Regions from separate parts of the Mus musculus genome. Here region 2 is linked to region 1. A link is a contact called in ENCODE Hi-C or POLR2A ChIA-PET data. All regions are on one chromosome and are shown on one strand. The core of a region is the stretch at or near the end of the contact, and the rest is flanking DNA. Distances in the headings are between cores, read along the strand shown. Region 1 holds the start of Pgrmc2 (progesterone receptor membrane component 2). Region 2 has its middle 23 kb from the start of Gm40038.

Region 1 (6,662 bases), core at 2,610-5,109:
CCAAGTATATGCTTTTTTTGGCATTCCAAAAAATAAGACTCACAAAGTGCTACTGTAGTCATATAATGATCTACGATTACACCATTAAAACAGTCAAAACCTATATGCCCCAGTACAGGGGAACACCAGGGCCAAAAAGGGGCAGTGGGTGGGTAGGGGATTGGGGGTGGGTGGGTATGGGGGACTTTTGGGATAGCATTGAAAATGTAAACGAGGAAAATACCTAATAAAAAATAAATTAAAAAAAAAAACAGTCAAAACCTGTTCTGAATGTGAGAATGGGCTGGATGGGTAACGTGACAATGAGAAGGTATGACCTGTGAAACATGGTGAACTTGGCTTTGAGTTGTAGTGTGGCTACTTAGCAGGTAGGTACTTTGGGACAAAATCTCCAAGTTTCAGTTTTTACAAATGTAAAATGAGAATACAAATATCCTGTAGTGCCATTTTAAACAATAAATGAAACATGCTCAGGAGACATTCACAGGCCTCAGGAACTCCAGGAGAAGCTAGAGTACAGCCCACCATGAAGCCAAGGTTTAGTGTGGCAGCCATGCGGCTGAGTATCTGGACTGTTAGTGAAGAACTCATCTTAAACTATATTAATTTTAGTTAGCCATTTGTGGCTTCGGCTACCATATTGGGTAACTAAGACGTCGTAAAAGCCATGAAAACGAAAACTTGTTTGAAGTTCAAACTCTGTATGGGAAGAAATCAGAAAGGGGTAAAAAGACAAGACCAGTAACAGGATTCTCTGTAAGTTCAGCCCTGAAGCTCTCTACCACAAAGTATATAAACTTTGTGGTCAAACATATCTGGATTTCCCAGATTTATTTATGTGATCCAAGCCAGCTTACTTAAACCTCAGACTCATGTGTAAGGCAAATACTTTGCAGAAATGACAAATGCATGATCCAACCCATTCATTAGATCATTAGATGCTTAGGAACTGCAGTTTCCTACATGATCACACTATCTTTCCAAGCTGGCCAAGTACCTGACTATTAGAGTATAAAATACTATACTAACAACAAAGTCAATGCGTTCTGGCAAGCAGTCGGCAATGAACTACATTTAAAATATTGCCATTTTAATTTTAAGAACTGGAACTTTAAAGATACACAGCTGTAAGAGAATGTGTCCAGTATTATGGAGAAAAAAAAAAAAAACCCTCACAGAACAAACCTTAATCCTAAAACCTATCATTGCAGAATGGAATACACAGTGGTTGGAGAAAACAGTAAGCCTGCTAGCTCTTGGCTGAGTTTTTCAAATTACTAAGATTCTCAGGTAAGGAGAGCTGTAGGCTGAATTGTAACACCACAAAATTACTGCATTTATTTGAGGATAAAATGAAAGTTACAGGCAAATTTAAAATTTACATTTATATCCTAGCAAAACATATGGCATCAAGTCCCCTGGAAAGTACCTCAATACTTCCTATCCCTGAAAAACAAAGTAAGATCACGAGATGTTCTGGCTCCATTTAAGTTTGTCCGAATAATAAAACCTTCCAGATAGTCCTATTAGATTGTTTACTGATACCAGTAATAAAAGAACAAGGAGGTGGTTCTCTGTTCTTCTTGTTTTCAGACGGGTCTCACTATGCAGCCCCAAAAGGCAGAGACCTTACAGAGGCCTGCTTGCCTCACTCCAAGGCCTCCAGGATGGTTCTTCACTATTATCAGTGCTCAAGCCCAGGGACCCACTCTACAGCACACCTCTTAGTTTTCAACCTCTGCTGCGGTTGCCATGGAGACTGCCAAACTGACTCTTTCCGGATGTATAAGGACTGATAATGGGTCTTTTTACAAATACTCTAGACAATCTTTAACCACTGAACACACTTCAATCCAATGAGGGAAGTGTGTAACTTGGTACAAAATCTGTGCAAATTCTTCACTTTTAAAAGTTTATTTGACTTGGTCCATGTAAACAAGGTACTTGGGTCCTATTCTCTTGTTCCACATGCTCTTAAATTAAAAAAATAAAAAAGTACTAACCATGGGAGCTGATGTAAGTAAGGAGACATGATTTTTGTGTTTATATATCCAGAAGGAAATACACACACACACACACACACACACACACACACACACACACAAAGAGATTAACAGATCCAACATCAAATGCTTATTTGTGTTTCTTAGCTCTAATCCAATCAACAAACCAAAACACTCCTAAAATAGCATCCAACTGAGCATAGAAATTAGAAGCGTCTTCAGTGTCAATAAATCAATCAGGGGCAATAAGGAAATTAAAAGGAAACCTAGCTTAAAAGTTGGATGCATACCTTCCAATAAGGGGTCACTTTGGTCTCTAGCTTCATTCTTACAACTCACGCTCTCTCTTCTCCTCCCCCTCCCCTTCTGTCTTTAAAGTTTAATATTAAGCACTGCATAACCAGGCCGCACAATGTTGTTCAATTTTATGGGCTACCAACAGATACCCGGGGTCTGAAGTTTATTTGCACAATCTGCAATATAGATTACCACTACACTGCAAAAGGGCCTCTAACGGCAACTACCTTCCACGTAATTTTCTGAAAGTAAAGTTGTAAAACCTTCAGCACATGCAGGGCAGGGGGCGAGAAGTTCGACGCTTCTAGGTTCGTGCCCCCCCTCACCCCCCCAAGGCGTCTCATTCTGCTAAGGGAAAATACAATAATTTATTTTCAACGGGTATTTGAATACTTATTTTACTATTAGCAGAGAAAGAAGGAGAGGAGGGAAGGAGGGAGAGACTGAGAGAGTCGGAGACAAGAGACACGCCTGCCTCCTGGGCAGATGAGCTCCACCCCCTACACTCAGGGCCAATATCTTTGCCAGTCTTACTTATTAAGGTTTACGTTCTGGTCCGTCCTCATTTTACATACAGTTGTTAATCTTGGAAAGCATCTTGGAGCCCAAACCGACTTTTTAGAAAAAGAATGAAAACGAGTCCGGGGTGGTTGTGAAACCGAGCTCCAGGGCTTGGGACTTGAAACTACGTGTCCCTAGCCCTGACTCTCGGCAGACAAGTCCGGAGAAGGGAAAAAGTAGGCAAGTGTCAAACAGACAACCCAGAATAAGAAGAAAGCTGTCTTAACACTGGGCCAAAAACTTTGGATCGCCACTTTAGCCCTCTTGCCCCGACAAAGCCCAGAAATCAAAACGCTCCGAGGAAAGGTTGAACGCCAACGTGACTAGAGACAACTCTTAACAATTTTGAGAATTTCAGCCCCAGGAAAAGCTGCGAGGAGATACGGATTGGGAAAGGCAAGGAACGCCGAGCGCAGGTCTGTGGGGCGCCACTGAGCCCCCCACGACGCCCGCAGCTGGGGGCGTGCGCGGGGCTGCGGTCCAGGAGCGGGGCCGCGGCGGGGATAGGGTGTCCCGGATCCCCACCCCGACACCCCTCACTCCTCACCGGGGCCGTAGAACTTGCTGCCTTTGGTCACGTCGAAGACTTTCCCATTGACCGCGAGCAGGATGCGCGGCGTGCGCGCCCCGTCGTACTGGCGCAGCTGCTCCAGGCTGAAGTCCCGCTTCTTCATGCGCGGCAGCGTGGCGGCCGGGCTCTCCTCGCCCGCCCCGGGTCCCGAGCACAGACCACGCCGCCCCCAGCGCACCCACAGCCGGTAGGCCCCCAGCAGCACCAGCGCCACCAGCGCCACGTTCAGCAGCATCTCCCCGCCCGTCGCCAGCAGCGCCGCCACCCAACTGCTCCTCGCCGCCGTCGCTCCGGCGCCACCCGGGCTCCCGTCGCCGCCACTCTCCCCGCCGCTCCCCAGGGTGCTTAGCTTTACGTCCCCATCACCCGCCGCCATCACTGCCCGCCAGCGCCTTCCTCCTCCCGCCCCCTGCCCTCCCCAAGCCCGCGGCCCTGCCCACCAGGCGGCGCTCAGCCAATCACGTGAGGGGCTGGGGCGTGGCAGCGCCGGCTGCTTATTGGCTGTTGGCTGGGTAACGTTGTCTGGCTTCGCTCTCGCAGCTCGGGCTCTGGCTGGCAGCGCGCGCGGGCAACGCCCCGCCCACCTCGCCCCACACTTCCCTGCTCTCACAGCCCCAACGCTTTCAGCCTGGGGAGTGTAAGGGAAGGGCGGGGCTGAAGAAAAATAGAGTGTGCGTGGGGCGGGGGGGGGGTGGGCCGAGCCGGCTGTGCGCGTGCGTACTCGCGCGTATGGGCGGAGCGCCGTCAGGGCGCGTGCGCGGGCCCTGGGACGCCACGCGCTGGGCTCTTTTTAGCAACCCCTCCCTGCTGCGCGCGCGTGCGCCCAGAAGCGGCTTCTCTCTGAGACGGCTGGTTCGCGTCTGTGACGACGCACGGCGGAGGCCGCAATAGAGCGTGAGCTGCGGGGCCGCGTGTGAAGCTGGGCTTCGGGCACTAGCCCTAGCAGCGCCGGACACTCGGGTCCCGGCCCACGCTGCTTTTGGGCAGTGCTCCTAACAGGAGTCGGACGCAAGCTCTTCTGCGCTTTGCTCCCCGGCGGTGGGCGTGCGCGGATAAAGCAGCCTGTGGCTCTAGCTCCATAGCCTTGCTCGGGGCCTGCGAGAGTGCTTTCCAGTGTGAATTCCACCCATCTCGCGCCCTCAGCTAGTTTGACAGGCTTCTGTCACTCTGCTTGTGAGGAAGGAAGATGCATCCAGGGAATGGCCAGTTCCTTATAACTTTGAACAACCGGGGGTGGGGGACAGGTATAGACGAATGGTGGCAGCCTAGGGGTGAGCTACCCGGCATAAAGGAGCTGACTCAGAAAGGAGCTGACTCAGGCTTTGGCGTGAACAGTATAGAAAAGTAGGGATGGGCTTTTCTGGCTGCTATTAGTTTTTAGGTAACTGTCTTTAGTGTCAATGGACAGGAGAGCCCTACCCACTAACGGTACTGGTGATCATAACTTCCCTAGAGAGGTTTTAACACTCGAAAGGATGGGAAACCAGCCATTGTACATAAGACTCATCGTGGCTTTTTTTTGGGGGGGGGGGGGGGGAAGGTGCTGAAATTTTTTTCTGTAATGGATTATATATTTAGGTGCTGTGGGCCATAAGGTCTCTCTGTCCCAACTGTTACATAAATAATAGAGAATGAGCATGATAGTGTTTCTATTAAAAATGTACTTAGAGACACCGAAATTTGAATTTGTCATGAAATACCGTCTTTTTGTTTTTGAGACGGTTCAGTGTGTTCCAGATTGGCTTTGCACTTGATATGTAGATGAAGATGGCCATGAACTTGCATACCAGCAAGCACATTCCCTTGCCCATCATTATGACTTTTAAATCACTTAACGTTAAAGTCGGTTCAGCCCCTGAGTAGGTATAGAAACAGCCTGTAAGCTATATTTTGCCAATCCCAGTCTGAGAATTTTTTTTTTTTTGAGTCAGAGCTGTTGTCTTTAATTGAGAATTAGTAAGTGACCATATAATCTTTACACTGCAAGAACGGGAGTAAAGCCAGATTGGCACAGGCCAACCTCAGTAGTCACCAGAAGGGTTAGAAGTCACAGTTCCTGTGGGACTTGCTAACAGAAAATGGAGATGTCAGTGATGGAAACTGGTTTTGGGAAAGAACGGTGGTAGCAATCTCAAGTATCTGTCAGTTGAAATAATGGCAGTAGGAAGAAAGGATCTCGGAGGTTTCATAGTAGGCATCTTTCTGTTCAGAATTGGGTCACAGGCTCTCCTTAAAACATTACCGTTTAGTGAGATTGCCTTTTGTTACATGGCTTTGGGGAGTGCTTAGGGAAGACTGTACTGGACATGGGGCCATGGCTGGTCACTTAAGGCATTATGACATGGAAAAACCTCTTCCTTACTAGTGCAGACTTGCTCCCTTGGAGGGTGCTACCAACTGAGAACCACTGGTATTAACTTGGCCAGGCATAACTCTGAGCTAAATTATGAGATAAATTTGTGCTTCGCTTAAGTGGTTTAGAAGAGAAGAATTGAAAAGCATTGTATTTCTGTTGCCTCCTACATGGGATGGGCAATGTTGGATTGCTGATACTGTCTGGTGAAGCAGAAAGCTTTATGCCCTTCCTAAAACAAATGTCTTGACTTCACATTAGAAACCCTACTCTCACTTGGAGTCCTCTGAACAGGTTATCCTTAAGGTTAGCCTCCTGAACTAGTCCAAAGGAGTTTTTTATTTTTTCATTTTATTTTTGCACTGTCATAGTAATGTCTTCTAGTAGAATATTCCCGCTTTGAATACCTCAGTAACTTTCCAGCTGGTGCTTTCCCAACTTCACTGCTTCATGAAGGGACTCATCTTGTATTTTAATTTCCTTAAATCAAACATCAATCTCAGGGGCCAGGAGGCGGGGACTTAGCAATTCAGACAAGCTGTTTGCATTCAGGGATTTCCATAAATCCCTGTGTGGCCCCTTGTCTTTTCTTAGATAAACTAATCTCTGAGACGTCCTCCCTTAAAGTGATGCGTTTTTTTCTCTATCTGTTCTTTTCCTCTAATGACTTGTTCCTGGGCCCCTGCTCGCTGTGTTCATTACCTACTCCGTGACTGCTCACACTGCTTCCTCGCTGGATGTCCTTACATTTCCTCCTGTCCAGGATCTCTTTCCTTTTCCTCTGCCTGAGGCCTGTTTGATTTCTTTCTTTGCATGTCTATGGATCTCTCCCCTATACCACCCATTTTAGCCTTTCTTCCTAACTGTTGTATTTTTA
Region 2 (6,662 bases), core at 1,517-4,016, 110 kb after region 1:
TCCGTAGCAGCCTTAAATTGGGTTGTAAGAATCCTAACACAGTTCTCCCTGGTCCTAGGTGACAGCATCTTACAGAGTGCCACACCACCATGGGCTTCCATTTTCAGGGGTGTTTGGAATCCATGGCATAAAACAACTCATGCTCTCTAAGGCCTAAAGCACTGTTTGGGACGAGGCCAGTTTCCTCCTTTCTCCTTTGTACAGATGTGTTTTTGTGTTTATACTGAGTTACTGTAAAGACTAGTTACTTTAATACTAGTTAAAGTTTTAGCTTTGGAGCCATAGGCTCTGGCTGTGTTTCCCAGCTCACTGACAGGCTGAGTGGACAACATTTCTGTGATGTGTTCTTCTTAGCCATGAAAGGGAAACAGTGGTGTTCCCACCTCTGAGGTGGTTGGAGGATGAAATGGGTTACAAGACTTAAAGTCCTTGAGACAATTCTTTGTAACAAGCAAGTACTTCAGCCGTGTCAGCTGCTGTTTACAAGTTCACAGAGTCCCATGATACTCGTGCCTGTATTTATCAGATGATTCCATAGTGGGTAGTATGCATGTGTAAGCTTACTAATGGTGGGTTGAAGCCAGGCACCGACTCTCATTTATAATCCCAACAGTGTGTAACCCGAGGCAGGAGGATCACCATGAGTTCAAAGACAGCTCGGGCTACTTAGAGACCTCCAGGCCAGCCTGGTCTGCAAGTGAAACCTTGTTTTAAAACCAACCAAGAAGCTGCATTGTGGTGGCATATGTCTTTAATCCCAGCACTTGAGAGGTAGGTCGATCTCTGTGAGTTGACGGCCAGACTGGTCATAGAGTATGTTCCAGAACAGCCAGGGCTACATAGAGAAAACCGTCCTGAAAAATCAAATCAAATCAAACAAAACCAATCAAGCAAACAATAATCAAACAAGGGCAAGGAGATTTTATTTTAGTTTTAAATTTTAGTTTTATCTTTTAAATTATTTTTATTTATGTGTATGTGTACATCTGGGTGAATGAATGCCACATGTGTTTGGAGGGAGGACAGCAAAAGGTCTCAGATTCCCTGGAGCTACAGTTACAAGGGGTTATGAGCCCCCCCCATTTGTGGTTTCCAGATTTTATAGACAAGAATCTACATAAAATATATAAAGTACACAAAATTGTTTATATATATATATATATATATATATATATATATATATATATATATATATATATATATATATGACAGGAAAGTAGAAATAAAACTGTCTAGAAATCAAAGGAGACTAAATTGGGGGAAGGGAGGTAACGTGACTTGCAGGCAAACTCACTCAAAGTACCTTATATCTTTGTAGGAAAATGTCCTTGTTTAATCTCATACCTTGCACTATGAGTATACACCAAGCAACAAGCAAATAAAAGAACGTTGGTGTTTCAGAGACAGAAGCAGGCAGTGCAGGCCAGCTGCTCAAGCTTTGGGTTTGGAGGAGAGACCTGGCATGTATCAATGCTATTATTTGAAGGTCACCTTGGTGGCTCATCTATGGAACTGGTTTCTCACAAGACTATTTAAAGCACGTGTGAACCACTTGGAGAACACACTGAAAATTCCAAACAACTGTTGAAAGTGATCACGGGAGAGGTGGATCAATTTACAGCTAGGGCTGCTTATTCCTGATTTGTTCCATGGTAGCCAGGCAGGAAGATGGGATCTCACACAGGGCAGAAGGCGGCCACCGAGGAGGAAAAACACCCAGCCCCTTTCACTTTAACAATGTTGCCAGGAATTGCCAAACCCAGAAGGACAAATGGCAACATGTGGCTGTCAGCAGAAGTGTGGGGGTGGAACAGCCTCATTCAGATGAGTCATCAGATCTGTCCTATCTTGTCCAGGAGCTCCACCTGCAAATGATGGGGGGGGTGACATTGTGGAGAGGCGAAAACAGCAGGCCAAAGAGTTGGTCTTTCTTTTAGGAACAGGCGGCCCCTGGGCCACTCTGGGGTTTGTTCACTTGGAAGGTTCTCAGACTTTGGCGGTGTCAAACTGAAGGGAAAGGTGTGTTTACAAGGCCTTTCTAAAGCCTCATCCACAGAAAGGGAGAGTCAGTGGGTTCCTGGGATAGCCCTAGAATCTTCAAGCTCTGTGGCCGCTTCCAAAGTCTCTGCTTTGAAGACTCCATGTGGAGAAGGACAGCTCAGGGGAGGACACGCTGGGTAGAAAGAAATCCCTGGGGAAGGCAGCTGCCCTTCTCACTGGCCTTTCCCACAAAAGGCAGAGAAAAAACACAAAGGAGAAAACCACTTTTGCTTTCTTTTGTGCGGAAATATGGCCTACTAGCCTGTGTTATTGTTTCTCTGTCACTGTGTGGGGAGACTTCATTATTCCATTTGATGCAAGAGGAGCTGGTGAGAGGGTGGTTTCTTTCAGGGTACTGTGCGGTTTGGTGTAAGCATGAGTTACTGGCCAGCGTTACAGAGGTCCCTCAATTTGCTCCCTACCATCTGGGTATTGCTAAACACATCTGTTCCTTCTCCTGAAGGATGCTCCAGGGTTGCCACACGATTTAAACTGTGCAGAGAGACAGGCTCCATTTGTCCACATCTCCGGTTTACAGAGATGGCTCTGAAGAGCCTAGCTTGCCATTACTGGCATTCATTCAGAGCCTGGGGTTTTTAACTCTGAATTTTGATTTGGGCATTTGCCTGGGGTGTTAGTCTGCCAGGCCCTTCCCGGTCTGTTCTCTGCTGTTTTACTCCTAAAGATTTACAGCTAATGAAGGGATAAAGAAAGGTCATGGGGGAGAGGCTGCGGCATGTGGTGGTGACTCACTGGCTGGGTCTGGTGTGGAGCCAGTTTGGGTGGAATGCTTCAGGCTGTGCCTGCTTCCATGTGGCTCTCAGCCAGGTCCCTGCAGGAACTGGTTTCTTGCCTGTTCCTGGTCAGTGAGAAAGCTTGGCTGTTCTACCTGTCTCCTGCTGGGAGGAGCTCAGGTCAAAGCAATGAAACCTGTTGGCCATTTCTCAAAGAATCCAACAGTTGAGCTCTGGGAATCTCAGGAGTCAATGCATAGGCTAGTCTTGAGAGGGCTCAGGCTTAGAGACCAACCACAGTCACCATAGCTCACAGGGCACAGTAGCACAAGAGCTGAAGGGATCCAGGTGGGCAGCTAGGACCAGGCTCAGTCTCTGAGTCTTGGCACTGCTGATGTTTCAGGCTAGATGATCCTTTTCTCGTAAGGGGCTGTGTTGTACATCACAGGAAGCCAACAGCATGCCTGACCTCTTGCCCATTAGAGCATGGGAATCCCCTACCCCACCAACGTAACTAGGAAAATCACCTCTGACTGAGAACTACTGTGGTATGGCAGTTCCAGGCCCATGACTGGCTAAGGTTGGGAAGATCCATACACTGTGAAAATCTCCTGGGCACTAACCATGTGAAAAGCTCTCTGCTTGCATCCAGTGCCTCATTTATAAGCTACATTATATGTACATTATGCATTACAATGTATACTGTATATATTTTAACTATTGTATATATTATACACTATACTTTATAATGTATTACATTACAGCTGTGACATGAGGAAATCCCTTTTGCCCCATTGTAGGGATAAGAGGCCAGATGTTTGTTCACAAAGATAACTTGGAGCTTAAGGCCAAGCAGAAGTTGCCCATTCCTTTCTTGTTGCCTTCCATAATGGAGCTATCAGCAAGAAATATGGGTGAAAATTCAAGGTGCAAGACCCAAGCTGTTATTGTGGCTCAGAGATGCTGCCAGCTGAGTTGAATCCATTTCAGGGCTAGGTTCAAGCAAATAGCTTTAAACCCTGTGGGGACATTGAGGGACATAGACAAACTGCAAAGCAAGTAGAGGATCCAGCCAGATGTTCTGTGGCGGAGGAGAGGAGCCTGAGTTCCAGCTAGATGGTTCAAATAGAGAGCCTCTGTTAGGAGGTTGTCACAGGCAAGTCTTCATCCCTGCCCTTGATAGTTCCACCTGTGACCCCTGTCTTGTGACACTGGATAATTACTCAAGTCTGCCTTTTTTCAGTTCAAATATCACTCACCCAACCTCCATTTTCACTGTCAGGATCAAGGCTTCCTTTGCTGCTGGGGGTCTGGGAGCAAGTCTGGGCTGTGGGAAGGGCCAAGGAATGGCTGCATTACGGTCACTTATTGTACCCTAAGCCTTGTAGCATGGTGGAACCTAGTTTGAAGTCTAGTCCATGTACAACACCCGGAGTTTGGAAAAACTCATGACTCTTAATTCAGCACCAGTGGATGTCACTCACTCTGGGAAAAGTATGTCTAGCAATAATAGCATTGAGGGGGTACTGAGGGAAGGGGAAGGTTGGGGAGACCCCGTCTTAAAATAAAGTGCGCATGGAAGTGATATATATATACTTTTAAAACTAATTTAAAAAGAAATTAAACAAGAATTAAAAATTAAAAATATAATTCACTTTTTAAAAAGATTTTATTTTTATCTGTGTGTGTAGAGGGGCATGGGTATCTGTGGAGACCAGAAGAGGGTGTCAGATACCCTGGAGCTGGAGTTATAGGTGGTTGTGGGCCTCACGATAAAGGTGCTGGAACTGAACTCAGGTCCTCTAAGGGAGCAGCCCTCAATAGCCAATCTCTCCGATGTTGACAACAGATTTTAAAAAGGAAAGGGGCAGGGTTTCTGCTGCGGATTCCTCAGTGACCATGGGGCACTAGGTGGAAGTGAGGAAGCTGCTTCGTGGAATCAAAACAAGCATTCAGAGGGGCCACCAAGGTTGTGTGGGATGCTGGTGTTTCGGTCTGGTGGCCTTTGGTTTGGAAAATGACATTATCGAAGGAGGACTATCTTTGAAGATGTGGACTCTGTCCCCTGTCAACACTTGATTATCAGTTAAAGTCCCGTACAGTGTAAAAACCAAGAGCTGCTTTGCAAGAGGGAAGGTTCCAGTTGAATTGTAAAAGACCAACCTGGGACCTGATGCTCCCTGCCTGAGAGTTACTGGTGTCTCCAAGGGATATCTTGTGCAGCACAGTTACCATGCAGGTTCTGGCATTTGTTTGAAAACATTTCTGGGACTCCCCTTTGTTCCTAATCCCCTCTGACCTCTCTTACAGCCTTGTCCTTTCCCAGAGATGCTGTAGCTGGTCCTTGTTGGTTCATTGAACATCATCAAACAGCCAGGCTGCTCCAATGCAACCTTTGGCTTGGCACACTCTGTATTATTTTTACCTTATAGAATTCTCAATATTAGAAAAAGAACAGGTGAAAAAAATACACTGAGGAAAAATTAGAAAATGCAATCCCATAAGATGAAAGAAAAGGAAAGGGAAAAATATCTTGCAATCTCATAACCCAGACAGAGCATTTGGGTTATATTTTTGTTTTTGTTTTGCTTTCAACAAAAGGAAGGGCTGGAAAAAATTGTCAGGAGACATGTGATATTTTACTAAAATTTCCAAAACCATGCTTTTAAGAGAGATCTTCAGATTGCTAGACAAATAGGTCTGGATAATTTTCAATGATACACATAATTTTGGCAATATCAAAAGAAATGTCATACGATGAAGGTCGCATCTACCAGAGACTCCCTCCTGTGTGTATGTGTGCGCGCGCGTGTGCGGGTGCGTGAGTGCAGGCGTGTACACAGCATATGCAAATGAACTGTCTGTGGCTCCTGAAGAAGAAATTCTGTTGCTAATGTGCTGATTCACTGCCAAGCACTGCTGCAGGCAGGGAGCAGATTCCCCTTATTCAAGCCAAGCATTTGGCCCTGGTGGCTTATTGGCTACCGTGACAGACTTCTCTCACACCTCACCACCTCCTTGGCACATGGACATATGAAGCGTTTTGTTCATTTCACCTCCTAATCTCCTCTCGTTTTTTTTTCTTTTTTTCAATTATCCTTTAATGTCTCTCAAATTTATATCTGCTCCACCCCACACTCCCCATTACAAAGTCAGACATACAGAAGCCTCCTTCTTCAGGCCACTGTGGGAAGGGGCGTTGTGTCTCCTTCTGAGAGCTTGTCTGAGTATGTGTGTGTCTGCTCAGGCTCTGATGGTACCACACGCCTGGCTTTGTTTGCAAGCTCCAAGAATAGCTTATCATTTCCTTTCCATGGCCAATATCCATGCCACCAGGGCGTCCAGTTGAACTCAATTTTTGGAGGCCACTGGAAGCTTGGTGGGGGGAAGGGGGGAGGACAGACCTGTGTGGGAAGGTGATGGGAAACAATCAGGCTGCTTTAATGCAGAATTCCTGAGCATTCAACTAAAAGAGAATTTAGCCCAGACGAACATGACCAGGAACACATTTGATGGGAAGACACACAGTAGAACCATGGATGCTGGGTGTCAGGCATTGTATGGTGCCTTAAAGGCTGACATGGCTGGAAGGAGCTGGGGTAAAGGCTGTGTATGAGAATCTTGTGTTCTAGCTCTTTGATGTTGCCTCTCTTCCACCTTGAGTTTGGTATTTTTTTTCTTTTTTGCTTTTTTTCTTTTTCTTTCTGGTATGCTACTGGAAAACTTTGGAGAGGCTCCTGCGTCAAATGAAGGACAGTATAATTGCATCTAAGTTGCAGGCATTCATCACGGAGCCTTTCATTTAAGCACTTCAATACTCCCGAGGGAGGGGCAATCACTTCTGTTTGACAGATATAAAGGCAGGAGAGGAGACTACACCTGTCTGAG

What was found. A loop is a pair of places that touch in the nucleus more often than their neighbours do. ChIA-PET counts read pairs that join two places held with the same protein, here RNA polymerase II (POLR2A).
Region 2: POLR2A ChIA-PET joins it to region 1 with 29 read pairs in Patski. The contact joins the enhancer-like site here to the promoter of Pgrmc2 in region 1. A Hi-C loop is called at or near these places in 1 of 37 maps with a recorded cell type or tissue (heart). POLR2A ChIA-PET finds 5 or more read pairs at or near these places in 1 of 5 experiments (Patski).

Annotation. Positions count from the first base shown.
Region 1 is chr3:41,079,187-41,085,848 of GRCm38, forward strand. Pgrmc2 (progesterone receptor membrane component 2) reads right to left here and starts at 3,860. Exons shown (of 3, transcript NM_027558.1): 1 at 3,409-3,860. The coding sequence starts at 3,808.
Region 2 is chr3:41,192,730-41,199,391 of GRCm38, forward strand. No RefSeq gene overlaps it. Among named protein-coding and RNA genes, the nearest start is that of Gm40038, 23 kb to the left of the region's middle. Within about 2 kb of position 2,767, at least 1 of the 3 ENCODE cell types and tissues checked has a DNase peak (open chromatin) inside an H3K27ac peak, as active enhancers do; it is heart, where a contact is called at or near this core.